Linked DNA regions of Homo sapiens: region 2 is linked to region 1. Evidence: read pairs that join two places in POLR2A ChIA-PET (ENCODE). Cell type or tissue: PC-9. All regions are shown on one strand. Each heading gives the region's core, and the rest is flanking DNA. Links, peaks and the distances in the headings are about the cores only. Region 1 overlaps SHC3 (SHC adaptor protein 3). Region 2 overlaps SHC3 (SHC adaptor protein 3).

Region 1 (5,373 bases), core at 152-5,151:
CAGAGGTTTAGCTGCCTTGCTCAACTAAGTATGTCACTTAATATAAGAAATACAATGCAGCGATTCACTGTACTGGTTTTCTAAAAATTAAACATAAAATATAGATAATGGGTTTATATAGTTCTGTAAAGAGACAATTTGACCTTCTTTAATAAGAAGTTAGCTTTTAGAAAGTACTTTAGATGATACGTGATTGGTCACTTTGATAGAAACACAGTTAGAATATTATTATAAAATGAATAAGAGTAAGCATAAACATCAAAAACATTTGTTTCTTGCTTCACTTTTTCCATGTCATGATGATTCATTGCCTACGGTTTTCCTGGCATCTGAGCTTTTAGGAAAATGTTTCCTTCCCTGCTCTCTACAATAAATTGAGTGGCAAATGGGAAGCTTGTCCTGATAGTCTGTTGCGTAACTGATATGGACATATTTCTCTTCAAAGCACTGTGTTGTTATGGTGATTATTTTTCGTCCACATGGTAGAAATTAATCTGAAGAAGTATTGAGCTCGGAAAGTTTATAGAATGTTTCTGAGGACCTATTATCTTCTCTTGTTCACCGTGTCTCCAAGTCCCTGTTGATTTTTTTCTATGCAGTAGTATTTTCTCCTCCATGTGTGAGTGGGAAGGGTCACCAGCTCCTTTCTGGACCCCTGACTTGGAACCACCTTTGCCCACCTCCCAGGCATTTCTCACTTAGGCTGGATCATGAGGTTGAGCTGTGTTTCCTCTCCAGCATTCCCTTCCTGCCACCCTAGCCCTCAGCTGTGACCATCCTGTCTTGCTTCCTCACCCTCTGGGGTCCTCCTGCCCCATGCAGAACCACGTGTTGGACTCTTGCCCCCGGCCACTCAGCACCAGGACACTCTGCCTCCTCCACCGGGACCCATGCCTGCACGTCCCAGCAGCCTCACCAGTGCGGTTCCATGGAACTGCCCTGCACATCACCTCACTGCCGGGTTCTTTATACACCCTGCAGTTCCTCTTCTCCTTCCAACCCCTCTTGATTTTGTAAGATTCACTAACCGCAGAAACTGGGAATAAAACTCGGGATGACCATGTTTCTTTTAATTACATTCTAACTCACTTAAGAAGGATCTCAATCAATCAAGGTGGTTGATTAGGTTTGGGCCTGATGTCCTGACCAAAGCCATGGAGATAGATAGCATCACAGTGTCGGGAAGAGAATATTTTAGGGTGCTGACTTACAAAAATAGAATCTTAGCAAAATGTAAAAAAAAAAAAAAGTGTAGCATTGACACAGATGACATTGTTAGTATCCAGCCACCACAACAAAGAGAACTAGAATATTGCCAGGAGAGGTTTTACGATGACCTGTTTGCGTTTTGTTTAGTTTTGTGTTTTAGAAGAAGAATCGGATGACTCCCAAATTGGCAGCTCTGTTTTCTATACTGAAATAAACAGGCAGTTATTTTCTTTGGATGTGCAAGTGTAGCATCTCTGGGTTCCATAATCCCGACTGACACGTAATAAAATTGCTTTTTCTTCCTGTCCTAAGGGAAGCCATCAGCCGCGTCTGTGAAGCTGTGCCTGGTGCGAAGGGAGCCTTCAAGAAGAGAAAGGTACTGTCCTCAATGCTCTGTGTCTAACTGTGTCTCCTCTACTTCCTCTTTTTTGCCACTCGGTATCTTCAGTCACACAGAATTATTCATTGTCCTCTTTCTGTGGCCCGGCGCTTGCTACTTCTAAAAGCAGAAAGGGCTTAGATTGCTTTCTCTCTCACGTGGTTGAGGACAGTTAGCTGTCCCTGTCTCAGAAGTAGACACCCTGGTTACTCATTCACTGTGGCTTAAACTCTGAAGATAATGATAACAACAGACACTTAAAACAGGGTCAGGCTTTCCTTTAAGCACTTTCAATACATCAATTTACTTAACTACAACAACTGAGTTAGATATCCCCAGTGGTGTGCTGGTAAATGTTTAACAACCAGCTCTCCAGGTTGGGCAGGGGAATGAAAAAGAAAGTTTGTAGCATTTTCTGATTTGTGTGATGTCAATACCTCTGCTGTGGCCGATTTCAATTTCTCAAAATTATATCCCGTGAAAACAGAGTCGGGAAGAGATATGTAGTAGCTCATGGTTGTATAATGTTTCTGCCATACAGGTACTGTGGGCATAAATAACTTGAAAAACAGTTAGTAGTTAATGCAGCAAAAGAATTAGGAAGTGATGCATGTTGAGCATTTATTGTCTGTTTTTTTTTGTTTTTTTTTTTGTTTTTTTGAGACAGAGTCTCGCTCTATCCCCCGGGCTGGAGTGCAGTGGCGTGATCTTGGCTGACTGAAATCTCCGCCTCCTGGGTTCAAGCGATTCTCCTGGCTCAGCCTCCCGAGTAGCTGGGATTACAGGTGTGCGCCACCATGCCCAGCTAATTTTTGTATTTTTAGTAGAGATGGGGTTTCACTGTATTGGCCAGGATGGTCTCGACCTCTTGACCTCGTGATCCACCCGCCTTGGCTTCCCAAAGTGTTGGGATTACAGGTGTGAGCCACCATGCCCGGCCCTATTGTCTGTTTTTTTAAAGGTAATTTATTTAATTGTAAGTTTACATACATTCATTTTTAATAACAGCTGTGATTAATAGTCAGATTATAAAATTCTGAAAAATTTAATAATTGGCTCCCATCAGCTGGGCCAAGCCAGCACTAGAATACCACTGGATATCCCCGTATTACAGATGATGACAACTGTGAACGGAGGGGAAAGGCCACAATGCAGGTAGATGTTGTCTGAGAGCAAGCTCAGAGGGCTGGGCTCCACAGGCTGCATGTTCAAACACTGCACTAGGACTTTTCATCCTGAAGATATTTGAGTCAGAAGGAAAAAAAAAAAGCCTGGATTAGGAGAAACCATGAAAACCTCTTCAGTTAAGTTGTCTAGTGAATACCCAGCTAAATCCACAATCAAGGCTTTTCTATGCCTAACCTGAATTGTGGAGAAAGCGTCCTTCAAAGAACCTCTGAATCTGCCCTGAGGTTGCACATTCCTGATTCCAGATCATCTGGGCAGCTGCATGTGTGGCTCTGCTGATCCCAGGCTCAAGCTTGTTTCTGTCTTCAGAGCTTGGGGACTTTCACGCACCCACAGGGCAGCTGGGTTTCGGAAGAGAACTCTGAATGAAGACTCAGATGTGCCAGCCCATGTTCTGGCCAGTCCATGGGGAACCAAGTAAGGCTCCAGAGTCTCCACTATAGGAACTAGGACGGCAACTGAGAACGAAGAAGGGGAATCTCATCTTCCAGGTCCCAGCTCATCCTGGGGCATCCTCATGGTTCTCTTGGTGGAAACGATGCCCGTTTCTTGGCTCCACCCAGAATCTCATGGGTGGGGCCTCAGCATCTCTGTTTTTAAATATCTCCTTCAGGGGATTAAAAAGGGTGTGCACCTGGTTAGGAACTAATTAGCATATCAAAAGAGAGAGTGTTCTAATCCAAAAAGAAGGGATGGGTTGGTACCAAAGGGCATTGCCCACCCAGGTACCTAGGAAGAAGGTCCCTGGCCCCAAAACACAGCTGTCAGTCCCCTGTAAGGACATTTCTGACAGGGTAATGGGAACTGTATACCAGTTACAGCCAGGCCATGTCTATCTATCCTTATGCTGGCTCTAGGCCCATGGGTTTTTAAGAGGACAGTCCATGAGAACCTTGACCAGGGAGAGTGTTTGCTCCAAAAAATTTGTGGTCCATTCCCTTCGGCCGCGAACATCCTTGCATCTCTCTGGGATTCTTGTAATCCCCTAGAGCTGGCCTGCTTTAGTCTTCCTCTAAGTTAGTTTGACTCTTCCTCTGAAGTAGGTGTGATGATACCAGGTTGCTGAGCGTACAAAATGTGATGGGCTTTCCCCAGGTTTACATATGAGGACTTCTCCATGAGACACTTCCCAACAGGGCCAGAGAAAAGGCCTGGAAGACTGATGCCTCTGCCTGCCTGCAAGAGTTTTCACCTCAGCATTTGCATATTATATGGTTTATAATTTGCATGTTGCATATTCTAAAATTTGCTTATTAGCTTCGGATCCCCCTACTCCCAGCTTATTCATTTCACATTTTGTCTTCTTATGCCTAAGGAGGGAGGAACAGTTAGTGAGAGTTTAGGGGTATGGCAGGCATCCACATCCCCACCCTTTGAGATGGAAATGAAACAGCTAAAATAATGCTCTTTAATTTCACAGCCTCCAAGCAAAATGCTGTCCAGCATCTTGGGAAAGAGCAACCTCCAGTTTGCGGGAATGAGCATCTCTCTGACCATCTCCACGGCCAGTCTGAACCTGCGAACTCCGGACTCCAAACAGGTACATGGGTGCTCAGATCCCCTGTCCCTGCCCACAGCCCCAGGTGATGAGTGTTTCGCAGGCTTCTTCCTTGCAGCTTTACTGAGCTCACATAGCATATTTTGTGTCAAATTTTTACTAGAGTATGAACTTTGGCCACTTTGAAGGATCACCAAGAGAATGATAAATGAAATTGGCTCTCTTTAATTCTGCTTTTTATTTCTTTGGAGTATAATGCACAAAATCATTGGTTTACTTGCAATGTAAAAAAAAAAAAATGATGTGTGTGCAAAGTCTCTTCTTAATGTCCTTGCCCTTATTTTTTTCTTTTACACCATATTTAATTGGTTTTACAGGCCATATTTTATTTTATTACCTTTGAAGTGGACGGCATGTCATGGTCTAATTGGTGATTTTTTTTTTTTTTTTTTTTTTTTTGCTTTAGTGGCTCATTGTTTTGGAGCATCTTGTAGTACATAGTGTTGTAGGGGTAATAAGAAGTGGTGTTGTCTATGGAATAGCCAATGTGGAATGAATTTGGAGCTGACTGAGACACCACAGCCACAGTGTTAATTAAGGCTAATTTTATTGAGGATGGTTGCGTTCCTGCACAATGTCTATCTTTTAGATTTCTCTGATCTAGTCATCATTAATTTCTTTAGCTGGAAAAATAGGTGTTTGAGTAGCTATTTTAGCTACCAACAAGGCACTTCTGAAGGTCAAATGAGGCGCAGGAGGTGAAATGCTTGAGCAGTATCCAGGGGGGTGTGGAGTGTGGACTCTCCTCCCTTGCTGTGCCCCGGCTCAGCTTCTGGGGCTGGCTATCGGAGCTGGAGCTCGGATGGGACCTCTCTATATAATACTCTACCTGATTCCGACATTGTCACCAGGGATGCCCGCAGTGACCTTTATGTTACTATACATACTTCTGTTGATTGACTTCCATATTCCCCAGGTTAGTGAGCAGCATCTCCAGCTTCATTTATTCCTCCACCTGCCACCCAAGATGTTGAAATAAATCCTGGATCTAGCACAGAAATGGGAAGCAAAACCCAGGCTTTGTGTTAACATAACTAGA
Region 2 (5,373 bases), core at 185-5,184, 54 kb after region 1:
CCAGTATTTCTAACTGCCCACAGGGCAACTCCACTTACACGTTTCCCAGGCAATTGAAGCCCATGGCGTCTGCAGTGGAAGGTGTTGTCCCCACCTCCTCAGCCCCAGCTGCCCCTCCTGGGTTCCCCGCCACACCACACCTCTCTTCTCATACTCTGCATTCAGATGCTGAACAAACTCCCCTAAATATCCCTGTAAGCTGCCTCTTCCTCCTGACCCACCTGGACTCCCAGTGACAGCCCCAGCCCACCCTGCAGGAGGCTCTGCTGATGTCCATTCCCTGCTCAGAATCCTTCTGGGATGCCATCACCTCCAGTGTAAGGTTAAACTGTGCAGTGTGGGTAAGAAAATAGGAATAGCAAATGTTCCCCAGCATGTCCTTGATGCCACGCACTGTACTAACTACTTCACTTGTATTAATCCTTTCATTCTGAAAACGGTCCTGTGAAGCAGGACTCGCGATAGCCATCTTACAGAGAGGTCAGTAACTTCCTATAAGGAGTGTCATTAGCAGGTGGCAGGCCAAGTTGTGGCAGGTGCTCAAAACTGTCTTCTCCTCACTTGTCACTGCACTGGACTGAGCAGGACAGGCAGTATTTAATAACGCACACAGGGAGTGGTGGAGTGCACCTGTAGTCCCAGCTACTCAGGAGGCTGAGGCAGGAGGATGGCTTGAGCCCAGGGGTTTGAGGCTGTAGTGAACTATGATCGTACCATTGCACTCCAGCCTGGGTGACAGAATGAAACCCTGTTTCTAAATAAATAAATAAAAATAAACAAATCCATAAATAAATAAGATGCACAGGATGCTGCTTGTGCACCCAGGAGAGAAAGGGCTTCAAGGGTAATGGCTTGGGATGACCATGCCCTTTACACATCAGGGGAGCATCCTGAGAGGGGCTGTTTGTTTCTGATTGGACCATGAGAGGGGGCTGAGTGAACTGGGAAGGCATTGTTGCATTACAGGTAACTTACGAATCACACCCACAGCTGGAGCTGCTGTTCTAGGCCAGCCATTAATCTAGCAGCTTCAGCATCAGAGAGCTTGCTTAGAAACGAGATCCTCAGCTCCCACCCCAGATCTGCTGAGTCAGGAACTCGGAATGGGGCCTGGATGTGTGGGATGGAGATGAGGCAGTAGTCTGAACTTTCACAAGCCCTTCAGGGGCTAGAGTTGGGAACCACAGGTCTAGGCAACAGACCCTTTTAAAAATGAGGAAGGATATGTTAGGTAACTTGTCAGGCAAACAGAGCACATTAGCAGTAGAAACAGGATTTGAACTGATGACTTGTGATATCTTGACCAGTGGTTTTTCTCTATGTGGTCATACCTTCTGATTCTGTTCTGCTGTCTATGGCCAGTTAAACACAGAAGTGGATCATCTAGATGCTTGGATGAATAAAATTTGAAAAATTAATTTCTACTGAATTTCTGGAAAGTATGTAAGAATAGATGGTAAAAGAAGTAGCCAGGAAGAAGTTCCACCTCCCCCAAGCCAAGCAGTTTTCTGGAGGTTGTGGCAGAGAAGAGAAACAGTAAGATTGGTTATGGCCTCAATGGCAGATTTGGGAAATCAGAATATGCTGCATATTTCTTAACGATTTTAATTTCCCACACTTCTGAGTTGCTTCTCAGGCTCCCAAGCATCCTTGGGCCTAAATAAACCCAGCCTTTCTGAATGCATGGAGCTTGATTCCTTCCCACTGAGCTGCTGGCAGCTTTGATCTGTGGGATCTGATTTTCTTCTACTCTGAGACTTTCTCAGATGATTAAAAATATTGTAAGCAACTCAAAGAGACCTTGTTGATAAGGCTTATCAAGCTGGCCTCAGAGTTTATTCTGGGCTGCTGACTCCTGAAGGGCAATCAGCTCTCATGCTAAGATCAGGGTGGGCCTGAGGCCCCAGGCTGACCTCTCTCCCTGAGTGTTCGCTTCTCATAGAGGAAGCCTGCGCCTGCCCTCCCTTCCAAAGAAGGCAAGGCCAGGGGTGGCTGACTCACTCAAACCCATCACATGCCTGGAAAAACCTTCCAAGCTGTTTATGGTTGTTGTGAGACCTCAGTTCTTGTCTTCTTGATTTAGAAGAATTTGAGCAAAAGACAACACAGCAAGGGAGGTGCAAAATAGTGCAATTTATTACAAAGGAGAAAGAATATTTTGAAAGTTAGGTGCAGAATAGACAGTACACCGTAAGAGAATTCAGGGCAGGCTTCGGGGTAAGGATGAGACAAATCCATAAATAAATAAGATGCACTTAAAATAAGTGCACTAGGCACTTATTTTAAAGACGGGCACTAGGGGAGACTCCCTTTATGGGAGGCTTTCATGATTTTTCATAAGGAGGTGTTGCTATAAGCATGTTCGGATGGTCCTCTGGGTGCACATGCGCAGTAGCTGTACATGCTTGTTCATAAGTCACATCTCATTAGCATCTTAAATCTCCACCCAGGGTTGTGTTTTTTTGCTATTATGATGAGCAAAGGGTCATTCTGAGGACAACTAAAATTAAAGTGCGCATGCTCTCTAGAGGGGGAAATTCCTTACTGAAGATAGCTGTGCTTGAATTAGCTGGACTACAGTGTGAATGCTGAGGCTTATTGTGTTGACTGTACGTCCCACGGTTGCCACGTCCCAAAAACTTCCTTGACTACCTATCCCGCCGCAAAGCCACAGGTGACGGTGGCCAGACTGGTGGAGCAGGCTTTGAAGAAGGAAGTGGGAGGTCTGAGCTTTCCCCACTGTAGGAATTTCCCCCCTCCCCCAACCCTCCCTTCCTGCACTGAAGTGTCCTTGAATCTCCTTCTAGGCTCCTGGAGCCCCGACAGGACCGCCAAAGTGTTTAAATAGTGCCCGAGGCTCTTCAGGTTCCTGCCCTGGGTCTTGGCTAAGATCATGGTCCAGCCCTGTTGGGATGTGGGGTGGGGCGGAGTTCCCTGCTCAGCAAAATGAACTGAGGCCTCAGTTCTGTTTGCTGGAGGACCAGCTGACTTCTCTCATTGACATTGTGCCTTTGTTCGCTACAAAGGAAATATGGAAATTACGCAGCCCATTCAGTCACCTCTGGCTCGGGCAAGTCGTGTGACTTACAAGTTCTGAGTGGGAAAGACCACCCCGTAGTCTTGCTCTGGAAGCCCCCAGGGGCAGGCAGAGTCCTGAGAATGCTCCAGGGCCGACCTCCTCCCATTTTATTCCCAAGTCATATATCCTGGGTATCCAGGTAGGGCTGTGTGTGACAGAGTTTTTCCATGGCTAAAAAAGAAACGTCTTAGAGGGCAACAACAGGCAATGCGGAAGTAGCCCTCCATCTCTCAAGGTTCCGATTCCTAGCACTGTGTTCTACTGGCCCCGAGGGGTGCTGGAAACCCTCAGTTTCCACCTGGTGCAGGACAGAGGAGCCTCACCTGGGATGGCCCAAGGCAGGTGAGCCCTGGCATCCAGGCAGGGTTCAGGGAGAGCCACTGCTCACTTTCCTGCGGTACTTCCTTCTCTCTCTCTGCTTTGCTTCTGGTTTGTGGGTTTTTACACAGGTTTCAGGTTAGTTTTGTGGGTCAGCTGTGCTTTCCCAGAGGTGACCTGGGCCTAGGCCTTCCACTCTGTGAGCCGATCTGGTGCTGTCTTTGGTCACTGAGGTCATGGCTGTGGGGACATTGAGTGCGGTGGTGTTGGCCTCCCTACTCTGGCAGCTGAGTGAAGACTTCTTTGTGGTTTCTGGAGCAGTGACTCATCAAATGCTGTCCTGGAGGTTTCATGGAGATGGCACAGTTCCCAAGGTAGCCTGGGCTTTTCCCTGAGGCAGAAGGAGACTACCCCTCTATCCAGCTGCAGAGCTCCTGAAAAATCATTTTTAAGGTAGAATTGGCAGTGATGATAGTCAATACTAACACGAGTGTACTTTCCATACAGTTGGAACAAAAGTTTCAAACCTGATTCTGCTAGAATATTAGTGTTCCAGAAGGCTGGTGCAACTGGCGGGCATCTCCTGTGTGGGCGCTGAAGCTCAGTGCGAAATGTCCCTGTGAGGTCAAACTGGGGCTGCAGCTCAGCAGATCCCTACAGCTCCCCTGGGCACCTCCCCAAGCCCTGAGTGTCCTCATGAGGCCCATGTGTGCCACCATAGGGCAGGAGGCTCTCCCCTGCATCCTTCCACCACTGGGCACTTTGGAGGATCACCAAGGTACCGCACCCAGTGGCAGAGCTCCACCCAGACACACAACCCTGCAAACAGACATTTGTGCCCAGCTTAGTCACTGCTGATGGAGGAGACATGGAGAGTTGGTGAGGGGGACTCACCTGTGTCCCCTCCCCTATGCCTGTACATTCCACTCACAACACCCACATACTGAGGTTGGCCTGCCCATTTTGCTCTCCTCCTGGGCCTGCATCTCCTACTGCACATGAGGGCGGTTTTGTGCCAGCCCCTGCAAGAGCTTCGGTAAGGATGATTTATCTGTCTCATTCTGTTGCTGGTGATAGTTTAGTGTCCCCCTAGATCCTGGCACCAGAAACTGTCCCTGTTTTGTCCTGCTTTGACATGGACGTACGTCACAGCCAGAGGAGGAGCCCTCACCTTCCCACCAACCACCTGGGGACCTGAAGGAGGCCCAGAGGGAAGGATGAATATGACAAGTCAGACCTGCTGTTGTCCACAGACCACAGAGGCCCCCACACCCACAATGTGGCACAAAGGAGCCTGCCCCACAACTGGCACCCCACCTCCCTGCCCTGCTGCCTCTCACCCTCCACCTTCACCTCTCACCCCCACCCTTCCTATCTTCCACCTTCCAACCCCCTGTCACCTCTCCCTCTTTCACCCCTTAACCTGACCCCCACTCTCCTTACTTTTGGGCACTGGGGGTGATGCCTGCTGACCACAGGCCACACAGAGCTGAGTGTGCATTTCTGCCCTAGCCTAGGGAAGAAGCATATTTTAATTAAGCTGCTGTGAAACCTTGGGGATCTCTACCTAAAAACAATACACATTTTTAACAGTAAAGGTCTACAAAAATCAAATCAAAGAAGTAATTCCTTACTATGAACCATTCCAGAGGCTCCAAAGTGCCCTTGTTTTAGGAGTAGATGTTGCTTTCGTTTCTTTGTAAAACCTCACTTCCTCCAGCTTCTCTCCCTGAAAACCGAGTCCCACCCAGTGCTCTCAAGCTGAATATTCATTTATTATTTTTGTTTTTAAATAGACTGTATTTGATATTATTTAATAAATATTGCAAAGAACTGACACCTTGACAATATTGAGTATTCCTATCCATAAATATGAAATATCTCTTCATTTATTTAGTTCTTCTTTGATTTCTTTTATTGGACTTTTGTAGTTTTCCTCATGTAGATCTCATAGGTATTTTGTTAGATTTATACCT

What was found. ChIA-PET counts read pairs that join two places held together with the same protein. Peaks named below come from ENCODE experiments on the same cell type or tissue, not always from the same donor. Only the 100,000 strongest peaks of a DNase experiment are listed, where the experiment ranks them.
Region 2: POLR2A ChIA-PET joins it to region 1 with 11 read pairs; 2 of 35 experiments call an interaction of 5 or more read pairs at or near these places.

What each region holds. Positions count from the first base shown.
Region 1 is chr9:89,074,052-89,079,424 of GRCh38, reverse strand. It overlaps SHC3 (SHC adaptor protein 3), which reads left to right. Exons shown (of 12, transcript NM_016848.6): 3 at 1,522-1,585; 4 at 4,197-4,316. Among named protein-coding and RNA genes, the nearest start is that of S1PR3, 85 kb to the right of the region's middle. RefSeq lists a silencer at 1,527-2,137. In PC-9, for the core only: no CTCF peak of the experiment used is centred there; no DNase peak of the experiment used is centred there.
Region 2 is chr9:89,019,678-89,025,050 of GRCh38, reverse strand. All of the region lies in intron 11 of SHC3 (SHC adaptor protein 3), which reads left to right. Among named protein-coding and RNA genes, the nearest start is that of S1PR3, 31 kb to the right of the region's middle. In PC-9, for the core only: no CTCF peak of the experiment used is centred there; DNase peaks (open chromatin) are centred at 2,630 and 3,700; H3K4me3 peaks cover 702 bases; H3K27ac peaks cover 3,302 bases.